Linked DNA regions of Mus musculus: region 2 is linked to region 1. Evidence: chromatin loops called from intact Hi-C (ENCODE). Cell type or tissue: heart. All regions are shown on one strand.

Evidence for each region. Hi-C counts contacts between places; a loop is a spot of excess contacts. Peaks named below come from ENCODE experiments on the same cell type or tissue, not always from the same donor. Only the 100,000 strongest peaks of a DNase experiment are listed, where the experiment ranks them.
Region 2: it touches region 1 in a loop (4-fold over the local background); 2 of 42 quality-filtered maps call a loop at or near these places.

What each region holds. Positions count from the first base shown.
Region 1 is chr5:108,264,166-108,272,165 of GRCm38, reverse strand. Dr1 (down-regulator of transcription 1) reads right to left here and starts at 3,269. Exons shown (of 3, transcript NM_026106.4): 1 at 2,357-3,269. The coding sequence starts at 2,576. In heart, no CTCF peak of the experiment used is centred here; DNase peaks (open chromatin) are centred at 2,705 and 3,325; H3K4me3 peaks cover 3,746 bases; H3K27ac peaks cover 2,115 bases.
Region 2 is chr5:107,983,175-107,991,174 of GRCm38, reverse strand. Dipk1a (divergent protein kinase domain 1A) reads left to right here and starts at 4,098. Exons shown (of 5, transcript NM_026062.4): 1 at 4,098-4,226. The coding sequence starts at 4,173. In heart, a CTCF peak has its summit at 4,844 (motif pointing right); a DNase peak (open chromatin) is centred at 4,134; H3K4me3 peaks cover 2,352 bases; H3K27ac peaks cover 2,033 bases.

The sequences.
Region 1 (8,000 bases):
GGATTGCCATCATCACACAGAAGAAAATAGCCTTTCAGTGTAACTTTCTAAGTCATACATTAAACTGAAGTCACATTCCAAAGTTGAACTATTTAGTACATGGCTTGCTACAGCTACACTTCAATCATGTCAACTGGAACTCTAAATATATCCTAGAAAAGAATGAGCTTTCCCCCAGGAAGACAGATTGTGTCATTAGATTTTTGGAACAATCACCATTTCTGTGGTTACAAACAAATGTTTAGGCAGATCCTACTGAAATCTGCCATTTTCATTAAAAAGTTGATGCTTGACAAAGGCAGTTCTTCTATTCCTTCATAAAGAGTCAAAGGAAATGCTAGCTATTTGTTAAATATCTTCTCAAAGACTTAAAAACTCAAAAAAAGAAAAACACATTGGCTTCCATTTTTCTTACCACTCAGCAAACCAAACAAGAAGGAAAAAAAAAAAAAAAACCCAGTTTTTTTTGTTTGTTTGTTTTGTTTTTCAAGACAGAGTTACTCTGTATAGCCCTGGCTATCCTGGAACTCACTCTGTAGGCCAGGCTGGCCTCGAACTCAGAAATCCACCTGCCTCTGCCTCCCGAGTGCTGGGATTAAAGGCATGCGCCACCACGCCCAGCTCTAAAAATACCAGTTTTAAGAATTAAGTATGTCGGCTGGAAATATAGCTCTGCAGTGCAGTGCTTACCTAGCACACATAAGTTCAGCACATACACACAAAAGAATCAAATAAGCAACAGGGAACGGTGGTTATATGTCCATAATCCCAGTATTCAAGATACTGCAGGAAGAGACTCTTAAGTTTAAGGCCAGGCTAGGCAACACAGTAGGATCCTATTATCATCTTGCCTTTCCTAACCCTAAAAAAAAAAATTGCTTTTTTTTCTTAGTTATCTACTATGTACTGAAATGGCAGAGTATATGTGTATATAATATGACTATTTATATACATACACACACACACACCATCATGGCTCCACTACCTACTGGGATTGACTTCTGCCATGCTAAGTACTCAGCCTTGAGAGACACCCTCATCACAGCAGGATGTATTTTTAATCTACCATCAGCAGAGGATAAAGGCTCAAAATTAATCAATTGATCTTCTTGTCAATATTGACGGTGTAAAATGGATATGCTCCATACGAATACATGTGCTCTCTATTTGACATTAACAAGAAAGTAAAATTATTTAACACTTAACTTTATAAAAAGGCAATGGTAGAGAACTACCTGCCGAGTATGATTAAATTTGTTCCTTTTAACTTTAAATAAAAGTAATCAAGAAATTGTTCGCATTTCCAATAGATTATTATAAAACAGAAGTGACTGTCTCAAACTGAATGCAACCTTCTCCTAAGAGTTCATGAAAAACCACAGAAAGTACTTCCCAAAATTTGCCAAGAGCACTTTTGTCTCCTTTTCCTGTAACCATCAAAGTCTCCTAGTCTTTTCCAGCATAAGGAAGAAACTGTCGAAACTTTTAGATGTGCTTTTCAATAAAAGATAAATGTATAAACACATCCAAAGGGGACCAGCAGGCGAGAAGGACCGGCAACAGAATGCTGACTAGCGTGTGTCAGGCCCTACGTTCAAGCCCCAGGACTGTCGTTCCCGCCCTGCCCCAGTCATCTTTTACAAATAATCTTCAAAGAACAATCAATAGTTGGAGGGAGTCAAAAAGAAAAAAATGTGGTGCTCGCTTTGGTTACCTGGTGATGACTGTTCCACCTTCTTAGCGATTTTAAAGCAAAAATATACTTCCTTTTTGAAAAGCAATTAACTTTACAACACTTAACACACTCATGTCAATATTTTTTTTTAACTCAATGCTAGGACCCTTGTGCAAGATTGCTAGATGATACACCACTGACCTCCGTCACCAGCCCAAGGGTTTTTCCTACCCCTGTGTTCAAAAATGAATCTTTTCCTCGATACAGGTGAGGGAGAGGTACTCTCTGACTCAACTCATGCTCGAAGTTCTAAAATTTAACTTTCCAAGAGAGAACTTTGAGTTTCCTTTCTCAGTTGTTATTATCCACGTTTAGCTGTGGGCAGTCAATTCTTGTTGTTTTAAGACCTGATTGGAAACTGTACTAGTGAGGGGTTGCGGATGTCTGTTGACCCTAATGTCTGCACTCCTTATTTGCACTAGCCGGATGAAAACAATGTCAGAAGAATGCTACATAGGTGTTTTCTTAAGGTACAAGCTGTCTCTATGCCGTTTTGACTTTTCATTAACTGTGCTTACTAGTGAAGTGGAATGAAGGCTCTGTGACGCCAAGTGGTTACTCTATTAGCTTGACTGTTCCCCTGATCCTTCATCGAAACCAAATCCCACACAAATCGCTTACCTTGTATAACATGCTCTGGTGAAATTGTCTTCTTTTCTGACTTGTTACAAATCTCGTTGGCTTCAGAAGATATAAGGTGAATGAATTCCGTGCAGCAGTTCACTACCAGCTCTCGGGCATCGTTGGCCACCCGGACATTAGGAAGAGTCTCTTTGATCATCTTATTTATAGCAGCTCTGGGGATAGTGAGATCATCGTCGTTGCCAGACGAGGAAGCCATCGTATCTTCCTGTCTTTCAAGCCCCAACTTTTAAACTCCTCGCCTCTGGTCCACCACTCCACGAAGATTTCTCAACAGGCTGTCCCTGGAGAGGGATGTTGGGGTCCGGGAAGCTCAGAGAAGAGAGTGCAGAAACCAGGAAGGAGGGCTGGAGGGCAGGGAACACCCACTGTGTGAGAGATTTTAGTGGGAATATGAAGGAAAGGTCAGGGGGCTGAGGGTTCTAGGGACACCACTCCCAGGGCTGGAGAACCACCCTGCGTGTCGCCTCAAACGGACTGGCGCTGTCGTCTAACCGAACCTAAACGGCACGGGAGCGCACGCAAGACAGAGGAATACCCGCCCGGCCGCGGTCCCGGGCGGACACTGAGCAGGGTCAGCTCTACAGAGCCGGAGCCCCCGAGGACGCCGCCACCAGCAGCGGTTGCAGCCGCCTCGGCCAAACCATCCTTCAGGCACCCGCGCCGCCGCCTCACAACATGTCTGCCGAAGCCGCAGCTGAGCGCACGCCGGCTGCCTGGGAAACCAAGTGGACCGGGCCGAACACTGCGGGAGCCGCAGCGGCCAAGCGTGTGGCCGAGAGCAGGCTGTGCGAGCAGGAGCGGCGCTAACGGTGGTCTCTCTACGGGCCGGGGAAGGAGGTTTGCCGCAAGCTGATCCCGGCACGCTTTGCGCCACCGGAAGTCGAACTCCCCAGGTCCCACCCGCCCTCCTCGATGGATTTCCGTGTGCACGCCCCGCCCCTACCCCCTCCCGGACGGGCGGGAGCCGCGGGGCTTGGCAGCCCGCAGCTTCCGCCTGCCGCTCCCCCACGCACGGCGACCCGGCGTCTCCTCCGTCGGGCCCTGGAGCTCGCTTGCTCTGCGGGCAGAAGGGCCCGCGGAGGGCCACGTGGCAGGGGAGCCCTGGTCCTTACTAAAGAACTTCCTTTTCCTATCTCCTTAGCTGTCGGGATTAGGGCGCGGAGTGAAAAGAGCAGAGTGGGGAGGACAGGCCTTTACAACTACTTCACAGCATTCAGATCAGAGCTCCCTGTTCTCATTTGTGAGAAAGAAATGAAGCCTTCAAAGAAGTGGCTGTCCTCGGTACCACAAGTGGCTAAGTCAGGAAACTGGTAGTCTGATCTAAAGTAATGAAAATGTTTGGCATACCATGAGCTATGGCCCTCTGCATACTTGCTTTTGAAAGGAAGACAAGAAAAAAAAAAGGTTTATCTTATGAGAGTCCGATATCTGCTTCGTTCCAAGTGATTACTAATAACTAGTGCCACGTTCATCACAGAAATCACTTTTTTTTTTTTTTAAGATAAGCTCAGCTGGGCGACAGTGGCTCACGCCTTTAATCCCAGCACTTAGGACACGACACTCAGGCAGGCAAATCAAGTTCCAGGACAGCCAGGGCAATACAGAAAAAACCTGTCTCAACACACGCAAATCCTCACATACTGTCACATTAATTAATAGTGGAAAGTTGTAACTTTTGAAAGGACTAAGCCAGTTAAATCTACGTGCACAGTTTAGTTCATCGTGTTCTTTGTTGATAGACTGGCAGCTGGACTGTGGCAATGCTTTAAGATGTCTGGTTTCCAGGAGACTATCATTGTCAACCATCCCCTCCTACCCACCTTACTAGATGCAGCTTCAGCACTGAGCTAGAACACCAGCCTTGAGTTAATTTTTTCATTCAACATTTTCTCCAAAATGCTTGCTGGGAACTAAATATTCTTCATTATATCAGTGCTAGTAAGTTCAATCTTTGATTATAAAGAACAAGTTTCTTCTTCAAAATAAGTAAATTTTGGTTCAGATGTATAAAGACCTAGATAAAATATTAAAATCTAGATGGAATGTTAAGTCCTAGGTAACTGTTACCTGGTTAGCCTGCCATTTTGTGCTATTACTATATTATAAGCAAACTTTCTCATATGGGAGTCATGTCTACAGAGTGCTTCTGAGTTCTCCCAAGCCACTGTCTAAATTGTTTATACCTGCAACCCCAGCTTTTCTTTATTTTATTTTATTTTATTTTATTTTTGCTTTTTGAGACATGGTTTCTCTGTGTACCCCTGGCTGTCCCGGAACTCTATAAACCAGGCTGGCCTCAAACTCAGAGAGACTTGCCTGCCTCTGCCTCCCAAGTGCTGGGATTAAAGGTCTTGGCCACTGCAAATGAGTTCAACTCCAGGTTTGAAGTACAGTATTTTTAACTTTAAAAGTTCACAAGATTTTAAAGATGAAAAAGAAGTATAAAAACATAAAGGAAAATGTCAGTAAAGACTTTACACATTTAAAGGACTATTGTAAATGAAGTCACATGGGAAAATGGTACAGAGAAATATTTCTGGAAAATCAAACTAGTAGGAGTCAGAAATGGTGGCACCCAGCTGCAATGCCTGCATTGGGGAAGATAAGGAAAGAGGATTGATAACTCAAAGATGGACTCTGGACAGCATAGTACAGCTGCAAACTGTAAGGACATAAATGAAAGAGGTGATATCACTTTGTTAAAAGGTCAAAAAGAAATGATATGTGTCAACAAGAAGCTAATGGGGCAGAATGGGGAAGGAAGGCTTTTCATGTAGTGGTAAAGACTAAAGAAGCAAATGGCAAAACAGCTTGAGAGAGAGGCAAGGGCAGTGAAAAGCTGTAAAAACCTGAAGACACACGTTCAGTGGAAAAGCAACAGCAGAGCAATTGAAAACATATTTTTAAAGGTAAGGCCCAGCATGATGGTACAGGCCTTTAATCCTAGCACTTGGGAGGCAGAGGCAGGTAGATCTCTATGGGTTTAAAAGTTCAAAGCCAGCCTGGTTCAGGGTGATTTCCAGTGTAGACAAGACTACCAGAGAAACCCTGTCTCAAAGAAACAAATATAAAAACAAAGAAATAAAAAATCTGGAAGTTACTGTATGTGTTACTGTATACCTATAATCCCAGCTCTCTGGAGGCTGAAACACACACACAGACACTTCCCCACCCCATCCCCCAATTTAAAGCCACGTTGGGCTACAGTGTGAGTGGAAACCAACCTGGGCCACAGCAAAATCTTGTCTTGAACAATATCAAACAGCAACAACAACAAAAAAGAGGCCTAGAATTTGGAAACTGTTTCTAATCAATTCAGTTGTCACTGTTACACTTCCAAGTGTCAACTTTGTAACTAAGTTTTTTAAAAAAATAACAACTTGAGGTGATAATCCCTTCATAAATGATAAATTTAAAATGTGTTGTTACATGTTTTAAATGATTTGAACCTTGAGTCTAATTCAGTTCTGCTGTTTTGCAGAACCATTTGCAGGGCCAGAAAGCCTGGCACTGTGATCAATCCATAGTGGAAGAAGAGAACTGATTCCCAGAGTTGTCCTCTGATCTTAATTTGTGTGTTATAGCAAACACAGGTACAGACACACACACACACACACACGCACACACACACACACTCACTCACTCACACACACACATACTCTCTCTCACACAAAGAGAGAGAGAGAGAAAGAGAGAGAGATTTAAAATTTTAAAGCATTTGCAGCTAGGCATGATGACACATGTCTATAATCTTAGTATTTTGAAGGAAGAAGCAGAAGAATTGGGTGTCCAAATTCATTATCAAGTACACACAGTGAAGTGGAACACATTGTAATCTATCTTACACATGTAATTAGTTCCAGCACTCAAAGTCAGCCTGGCTATTGCCAAGACTTTCTACAAACTAATGGCAAAGTCCTGTTGCTGAAGACAACACCTAAACAACTCACTGAACATGGAGAAGTCAATCTAGTATCTACCTAGCGCCTTCACCCCAACTGATCAGTGTTCATGGTACTGGAAGGGACTCGGCATGCTACCAGAGGAGAAAGGTAAACACCAACCCAGCTACAAACACTTCAGTCTACAAATATGACTTGATTTGCAAGATATGTTAGTGCCATACAGGCACAAAGTTTGTGGGAGTAACCAACTAATATCTGATTTGAGTTAAGGCCCAGACCAGGAGATGGAACCCATACCTAATGCTACTTGGGTAGCCAAGAATCTGAGACTAGGTAGTCCAGGGACCAAATATTCTGCTAAAGGAATATAGCAACAAAATTACTCCTAACAACATTCTGCTATACTAGTAGATCTGTCTTGCTCAATCATTCTCAGCAAAGCTTCCTCCTACAGCAGATGGGAACAAATACAGTGACCACAGCCAGACAGAAAGTAGGCATAGGGTAAAAGACCTTGGAACATTCTGCACTAAAAGGAATGTCTAGGTCCAATCCCTCACTCCAAGGATTAGGGAACTCTTTGGAAAAGGAGGCAAGAAAGAGTGTAATAGCCAGAGGAAATGGGGAACACTAAGAAATCAAGACCTTTGAAACCCAGCAGGAATGACATGCTTATCAATTTAGAGACAGCATACACAGGACCTGTCCACTAGATAGAGTGCTAGAGCAGAAAGGAGCCGTGGACACACATCCCATTCCCAAACACAGAAGTCATCTCTTCATGTCCTCCCCAACATGTGCTGTCACCTCGGTTTTTGATCTTAGCCATTCTGATTGGTGTAAGATGGAATCTTGGGCCAGTTTTGATTTGCATCTCCCTGATGACTAAGGACTTTGAACATTTCAAGTACTTCTCAGCCATTCAGGATTCCTCTGTTATGAATTCTCTGTTTAGTTCTATACCCTATTTTTTGATTTGGGTTGTTTGGTTGTTTTTTGTTTGTTTGTTTGTTTGTTTTTTGGAGATTAGCTTCTTGGGTTCTTCATATATTTTGGATATTAGTCCTCTATCAGATGTGGGGTTAGTGAAGATTTTTTTTCCCCAGTCTGTAGGTTGCAGATTTGTCTTATTGACTATGTCCTTTGACTTAAAGCAGCTTTTCAGTTTCATGAGGTCACATTTATCAATTGTTGATCTTAGAGCCTGAGCCATTGGAGTTCTGTTTAGGAAATTTCCCTCTGTGCCATAGAGTTCAAGGCTCTTTCCCACTTTCTCTTCTATTGGATTCAGTATATCTGTTTTTATGGTGAGGTCCTTGATCCACTTGGACTTGAGCTTTGTGCAAAGTGACAAATATGGGTCTATTTTCATTTTTCTATATACAGTCAGTTAGTCCAGCACCATTTACTGAAGATGCTTTATTTTTTCCATTGTATATTTTTGACTTCTTTGCTCATAAGTGTGTGGGTTTATTCTGGGTCTTCAATTCTATTCCATTGATTGACCTGTCTGTCTCTGTATCAATGCCATGCAGTTTTTATCACTATTTCTCTCTAGTATAGCTTGAGGTCAGGGATGGTGATTCCCCCCAGAAGTTCTTTTATTGTTAAGAGTTGTTTTTCACTCTCCTGGATTCTTTTGTTTTTCCATATGAAATTGAAAATTGCTCTTTCCATGTCTGTAAAGAATTGTGTTGGAATTTTGATGGGGATTA
Region 2 (8,000 bases), 280 kb after region 1:
CATAGATGAATTAATCTTTTCTTTTTATAGCTTGCTTGGCATAAAACATAGTTTATGTAAGACTTTCTCAACCCACAGGTCTGCTTTTATCTCTCATCTCCTCTGGCCCTTCCTCCTCAGGTACCTGCTGCTGAAGAACAACCTGCTGGTCCAGGCCACTCGCCTACTGAGTTTAACCAGAGCTGTGTGATTATAGGTTTGGAGCTTAGTGGGTTACTGAAGACAATGTCTGTCTCTCTCTCTCTCTCTGAGTTTATCAACAGTCAATAGCTCAGCAGCAGTAAGGGCTCAGGAGTGCCTTCTCCATGTATGGCTGATTTTTTTCAAGGCTGGTCTTGTGTTAGCAGTTGTTGTAAATTAATGATTGCAACAGTTGTGCTGAGTCTAGAGGATGGCATTTTGCATCCCTCCACACCATCTTCCAGTTCTCACACACTTTCTGCTCCTCTTCTGAGACGTTTCCTGACATCTAGAAAAGGTCCTGTTACATGTTTTGTTTAGGGCTGAGCACTTGCTCATGGCTGGTTAGTCTCAGTATCTTGTGCAGCCACGATCTCTGCATTCACGCATTCACTGTCGCTGAAGGTACACAGTGACCTAAATCTCTTTCTGATTCAATGATTATTGCTCCAATATGGGGCTCCAGCTTTTTAGGAAAACATCTCAAAAAAGGTCTGTGTTAGCCATCTTCAACCTCCCTCCTACCATTGTTTTCTTTCTTTCCCTTCTCCTCCCTCTCTGCTTCCCCTCTCTCCTCCTCTGTTTTCTTTTTCTCTACTTCCTCATCCCTTTTCTTCTGCCCCCTCCTTTCCCTCTTCCTTTTAGAGGCAGGACTCATGTACATGAGGCTGATCTCAGATTCACTATGACATTGAGAATGGACTTGAACTTCATACTTCCACATCTACATAGTGAGACCTTAAGTGTATTGGGTAATGGGTAAGTTTTGGATCCATGCAGTTTAATGTGGTGCTGGGAGTCAAACCTAGGTCTCTGTACATGCTAGGCAAGCATTCTAACTGAGCCACACCCCCACTTCTTCAAATGTTTCCTTCCTTCTCATTGTTTTCTTTAAAAAAAAAACTTTATTTTTATTTTATCTGTATGACTGCGCACACACGTACACACACACACCCCACATGCACACACACACACACACACATGCACACACACACTCACACACACACGCACACATACTCATACACAGGCATATACACACACTCACACACACACGCACACACACACAGAGGCACACATATGCACACACACACTCACACACATACACTCATGCACACACACACACACATGCACCCGCACACTCATACTCACACACTCACACACATACACTCACGAACACAGGCACACACACACTCACACACTCTTGCATGCCTGGCGCCCTCAAAGACCAGAGACAGCACTGGATCTCCTGGAACTGGACCTGGATTACAGATGGTTAGGGAGCCGCTATGCAGGTGCTGACAGAGTTCTCTAACACAGTGAATCCAGTGGTCAATTCCTTACTATGGCATTCACTCCTCGTTGATACACTAGCTTAATTTGGCTCTTGGGCTACCTTATTCCTTAACTGGCTGCTCCTGAGACCCTGTTCCTTGCTCGCCTCCCTTGATTTGCACTATACCCAGGGCTTCATCCTTGATTTACACCTCTATTTACACCTCCCCCTCTACAAATGCATGTAGTTTGTAAAACCTGGCTTCAATGCCATCTGAAAATGCCGATAACACCTGTGTATCTCTAACGTGCAATATTTTCCTTTATCCCATACTCTCGTGTACACAATCACCTACTCAAGATTGCCATGAGAGCTGGATGTGGTGGTACAGAGTTGCAATCCCAGCACTTGGGAGTAGAGGCAGGATGATTGTGAGTTCAAGGCCAGCCTGGCCTATATGCATCCTTGATTTAAAAAAACTGAAACCCCAAACCCAGACACCACTTGAATTCCAAATACATACTTAAATGTAACATGAGCAAATAAACTCTTGATCTCCTAGCCAACTGTCTGTAGTTTTCTCTACCTCTCACTACCCCATTACCTTGAAGCACTGGCTGGCATGAAACTAGCTATATAAACCAGGCAGGTCTTGAACTCACACATATCTGCTTGCTACTACCTCACCTGGCCTTGACCAGTTTTGTTTTATTTTATTTTATTTTATTTTATTTTATTTTATTTTATTTTATTTTATTTTGAGATAGGGTTTCCAAATTGTGCAGGTGAGCTGGGCTGAGGCTGTCCTTGAATTCCTGATCTGTTTACACCTCCCAAGTACTATGACTGTGGGCATGTCACCACAACTGGCTCTTACCAGACTTCTCTATAGTCATTGTGTTTATTATTTATTGCCTGTCTTCTCATCTCCAAAATGTAATATCCATAAAGTTAGGAATTCTGCCTGCTTTGTCTTTTTGTGTACATAGCAAAAAAATTTGAACAGTGTCTGGATGCTAAGAAAATACTTATTGCAGAGCTGGAGAGATTGCTCCGTGGTTAAGAGGGCTTCTGGCTGTTCCAGAGAACTCGAGTTTGGTTCCCAGCACCCAAGTTGGGCAGCTTAAAACCAACTGAAATTCCAGCCCCAGGTGTTCTGATGCCCTCTTTTGGCTTTTATAAGCAATCACACAAATATGGCAGACATACACATATAAATAATAAAATCTTAAAAAAAAAAAAAAAAAGGGCTGGTGAGATGGCTCAGCAGGTAAGAGCACCCGACTGCTCTTCCGAAGGTCCGGAGTTCAAATCTGAGCAACCACATGGTGGCTCACAACCATCCGTAACGAGATCTGACTCCCTCTTCTGAAGTGTCTGAAGACAGCTACAGTGTACTTACATATAATAAGTAATAAATAAATCTTTAAAAAAACAAAAAACAAAAAAACAACTAAAGGAAACCGGTAGGATCCGTCCTTTCCTCCTTCTTCCTTCCCTCCCTTTGTCTGTCTTTGTCTTAAGTAGCTCCGGTTGGCCAAGTGCTGGAATTACAGGCATGAGTCACCATGCCCAGCTCATATTTACTTTTACTTTAGAAATTACTGAAGTCATTTAATTAAAAGTGAAAGTCAGTGGCTCATGCACTTCTTTGCGAGTAACAAAATATTATCCAGGTTAAAGACCTGTTTCCAGAAACTGAAAGCACTAGAAACATAAAGTACGGCATAGCAAGGGAAAAAAATGAAGTAGGACCTGCATCTCCCTGCATTGAAGTCACTCAGATCAATAGCTGTACTCCTCCCAGGGTGGCCCCTTCTCCCTTATTTGGCCATCAGTGTCAACAGAAGAAAGCAACGCCTTGAGGTGTATAGCCTTAACTGAGCTGCTCTGCTATATCCTAGAAGGTCTCCTGCCTTCACTGTATTTATCCGGCATTTATTTATTTAATTATGTATTTAACGTGTGAATCATGATTCTGTGGTAGAGGCAAGAAAACTCTGAGGCTGTTTTGCAAACAATGCAAACTTCAAAAAGTCGAAATGGTAAAAAAGAAAGAAAAAGAAATAAAAGAAAAAAATTGCATTAAATTTAAGGTACGCAAAGAGGCGAAGTGTCTGGAAGGCCACGCAGAACTGAGCGGGAAGGAGTCCCTTCCTCCCCTAGATAGCGGTGGTCGCGTCTCCGGAGAGCCTCCTTTCCCTGGAGAGGATCTATGAGTTAGTTGGTCGCCTAGGATGCAGCTCTAAGCATCCACAGAATTTCCGTGCAATCCGCTCGCACAGGTCCAGAGCGCGGACGGCGGGACTCCGCGCGTGAAGCCGCAAGCCTCACAGTGAAGTGGGCGCTCCACGGAGCCCACGTTTTGCGCACCCCCGTGCTGCTCGCACCCGCCTCGGCCGTACCCCTCCCCCGTCCGCGCCTCCCCTTTAAGCACGGAGGCGCAGGCGGATTTGTGTCGGCGGACGCGAGGCTCGACTCCCCTTTATGGCGGAGCCCCGCGCCCGCGCCTTGACGACCGCCGCGGCTGGCGGTGGGGGTGGGGTTCTGCGCGCGGAGCCGGCCTCCGCTACCCGCCGCCCTCGCCGCAGCGCGGCCCCGGGGAGCGCGCGCCGGGGGCGGGCCGTGGGCGGGCCGGCGGGGCAGGGGCGGGGAGGCCGGCGGGCGGCCGCGCTCGGGTCCGCCTCCGACTGCGGCGCGGCGGGGCGATGTGAGTGCCATGGCGAGGAGTCTCTGCGCGGGGGCCTGGCTGAGGAAACCCCATTACCTCCAGGTAGGCCGGCCGCGGCCCCGCCACGCGCCCTCCGCTCCGCGCCACGCGGGACTCAGCGCCCCGTCCTCCCTCCGTGCGCGCCCCGCCGCCTCCTGCGGACCGGCACCTGGCGGCGCGCCCTCCCAGCCCTGGTCCCGCTCCTCGGGCGCCGCCCCAGCCCTGAGCCCCTCTGAGTCCCGGCCCCGGACGCGCCGCGGTCCCTCCTCTGCGTGCTCTCCCGCTTTCCCCAAGGGCCCCCCCTCGACCTGCCATTCCTGACTCTGTGTCTGGGGTAGGAAAGGGTGGTGTGTCATTCCTCCATGCTCCACAGAATCGTGACCGATTGTCATACCAGTGGTTCCCCAAGTCCCAGCCAGTAGCTGTGCCTCGTGCAGATCCCCTGGGTTTGGTGTTCTCATCACATCTCTGGTTTAAATGGGAGGGAGGAGTAGGCAAGCTCGATCGAGGCGATGCTTTTGCAAAAAGGGGATGGTGACCGTTGTACGGCTCTTCACTCAGCCCGCCAGCAGTGCGAACGCAATTCACAGTCACGTCGTGTGTACTGTTGCCGTGTTAATTTTTCATGATTTTCTGTTCCGCTGTCAGTAGGCTTTAGAACCCTCCTGCTGCTTTGGTGCACTGTTTGGTCACCAGGGGGACCTAGTAGACGTCGTGAGTAGCTGAGCACAAATCCATAGCTCGGATGGAAAAACAACTACAAATCAATGCCTCACACATTGGCAGTATTGTTATATGTCTCTAGAGGACACTGCTTACATTAAAAGGCCTGACGACATGGGACGTGTATTTAGGTCAGTTGTTGGTGTGCTTCTTATGAGTATGGAAAAAAAAGAAAAAGTTGAGGAGAAACCGTTACTGTCCAAATAAATCTTATATTTTAATTTGAAATTTGCAAGTGTAAGTCATTACATCGAAACGAGAGAAACCCAGATTGAGAGACTGACTTGACAACTCATGGTTTTAAGGGTGTAAAACTGAATGTTTGTAGCAGCGCCACCAGAAATAGTTGTGCCTTGAGTACCAGTATTAGAACCTAGTCTAGCATTCCACCCCTCCAGGTTAAAGTATTTGGGCATGTTTAAAATCTTTGAACTTAAACTACTTAGCTTTCTATTATTAATTTTTGGAGTTGGTAGAGCTTTAGGCTTTAGTTTTGGCTTTAAATGTTTTCCACAGATGTGAATGCAATCTTTGGCGCTATAACTGTACAAAGGTTTTCTGATGTGGTTAAGGTTAGAAATTAAGAGTTCTGGATTCAATCCCCGACACCACGCAAACAAAATTAGTTTTACAAATAGTTATGCTTACATTAATGACAAACACTTAGTGTGTTTCTTACTTTTCTGAATTTGCATCGTTATCAATGATGAAATTAGGGTAAGCTTGCTAGTGGGCTAATATTAAGATTATTAATTTTTAAAAATGTTTAAACTATTTAAATACCAGCACTTGGGAATCAGGCCTCTGAGTTTGAGGCCAGCATAGTCTACATAACAAGTTCGAGATTAGTGACGACTACATAGAGAAATTTTGTCTCAAAAAAATTTAAAGGTAAACTTAAGATTTAAAGGACAAGTTCTCATGTGACACAGATTGACTTAGAACTCTCGAGGTAGCTAAGGATAACCTTGAATTTCTGATCCTCTTGCTTTTAAGAGCTTGTGATTGCAAGGGTATGAATGAATGGCACAGTTGAGAGTCCAGTGTTTTCCCCAGGAGCTTCCTCCCATCGAAATCTCCAAATAGGCCAGGGAGTCCCAGGAATCCCCCTGTCTCCACTTAGTCAGGTCTGAGATTGCAAGGATGTGCAAATCTGGACGCCAAGTGCTTGGAGAGCAAGACCTTTACAGACTGAGCTAACTCTGTAGCCGCCTCCTCTTCCTCTTCCTCCTCCTCCTCCCCCTCCTCCTCTTCCTCCTCCTCCTCCTCCTTCTTCTTCTTCATAGATCATGCTTAGCATTAACTTAGTATTAGCTAAATTTGATTTGTCATGGAGAGGGTTTCTTGTGCACTGTCTTTTGGCAAAAGAAAATAAAAAAACTTTAACAGCCTGTGTATGTTAGAACACACACACACACACACACACACACACACACACACACACACTTTTTGAGACCAAGTCCCAGTCTTGCACAGGCTGGCCTTGAATTCCCAATCTTCCTGTTTCTGATCTTCCTGTTTCTACCTCCCTAGTGCAGGGTTTACAAGTGTGCCCAGTATACAGTGCTTCAGGGAAACTAGTTCTTACACTTTGTTTTGAGGGAATACAGATACCCGTTTTGAGGGGGTTTTGTTTTTACTTTTGTGTTCTTTTGAGATAAGGTCTTGCTATGTATTGTGCTGGCTGGCTTGTACTGGATATGTATATAGGTTAACCTCAGACTCATGGTGGACCCTCTGTCATAGCCTCTCAAGTGCTGGGATAACAGGCATGCCCAGCCACACCTGCAGATACCTGATGTCAATAATATTTCTGATAAGGTACATTTGTGTTGTTGGTTTTTCGTGACAGGGTTTTTCTGTAGCTCTGGCTGTCCTGGAACTCACTTTGTAGACCAGGCTGGCATTGAACTCAGAAGTCCACCTGCTTCTGCCTCCCAAGTGCTGGGACTAAAGCACGCGTCACCTCGCCCTCCAGGTACATTTTAAGTTACAGTGAGGCTGTAACCATTCAACAGGTATGGGAGATGCTCTTACCTTGTGGGTAGGGAAACAGCAAGGTAGATTTATTTCCAAGAGGAGGGGAAGATAAATGGCCTGGAAAGTTTTTGAAACCAGTTTTATATCCTTGGCAGTTGTTCTTGTTTGTCTCAACTGGGTGGGGCCAAAGGTCACTTATGTCCTTATTTAGCCCTTAGAGAGTTTAAGTTTCTTTTTCCCTATTTTTTCCTTAGTATTTTTTTCTCTAAATTTTTTTCATACAATATATTTTGATCATATTCCCACCCCACCCCCAGCTTCTCTCGACCTCTCTGTCCACCCAACTTAACGTTCTCTCTCTTTCAAAAAGCCCTCACAAAAACAAAGATTAAAACAAACAAAAATAAGACAAAAAAGCCAAAACAAACTAAACAAGCAAAACAAAATGAAGACATTTTTTATTTTATGTGTATGAATGTTTTGCCTGCCTGTGTATGTGTGACATGTTTATGTGCATGCTGCCTGTGGCGGATAGGAGAGCACACCATATCCACTGAAACTGGAGTTAACATGTGGTTGTGAGCCACTATGAGGATGCTGGGAACTGAACCTGGGTCTTTTTTTCAAGAGCAGTGAGTCCTTATAACCCAGGAGCTATGTCTACCCCCTCCCCCATAATTTAGAGGGGGAAACTTAATAATTTGACTTGCTTGTCAAGGACCTTTCCTCACAGAATTCCCATCAACCCAGATGTCACTGGTAGTTACTGCCACTTCTAGAAAATTAAGCATTTTGAGCTAGTTAAAAATAAAACAATAACTGGGCACACACCTTTAATTCAGCACTCTGGAGGGAGAAGCTGTTGGATCTCTGTGAGTTCAAGGCCAGCCTGGTCTACAAAGAGAGTTCCAGGACAGTCAGAGTGACACAGAGAAGCCCTGTTTGGAAAAACAAAACAAAACAAAACAACAACAACAACAACAAAACCCAGAACAAACAAAATACCAGTAAGTCTCCTCTCCTCCCCACCAAAACTTAGTATTTTGTAATTAATGTAACTATAACCTATAACTGGGATTTGTGAGTACCTAACCGCTATGGTTACCTTATATACTGGCTAGTTTTGTGTCAACT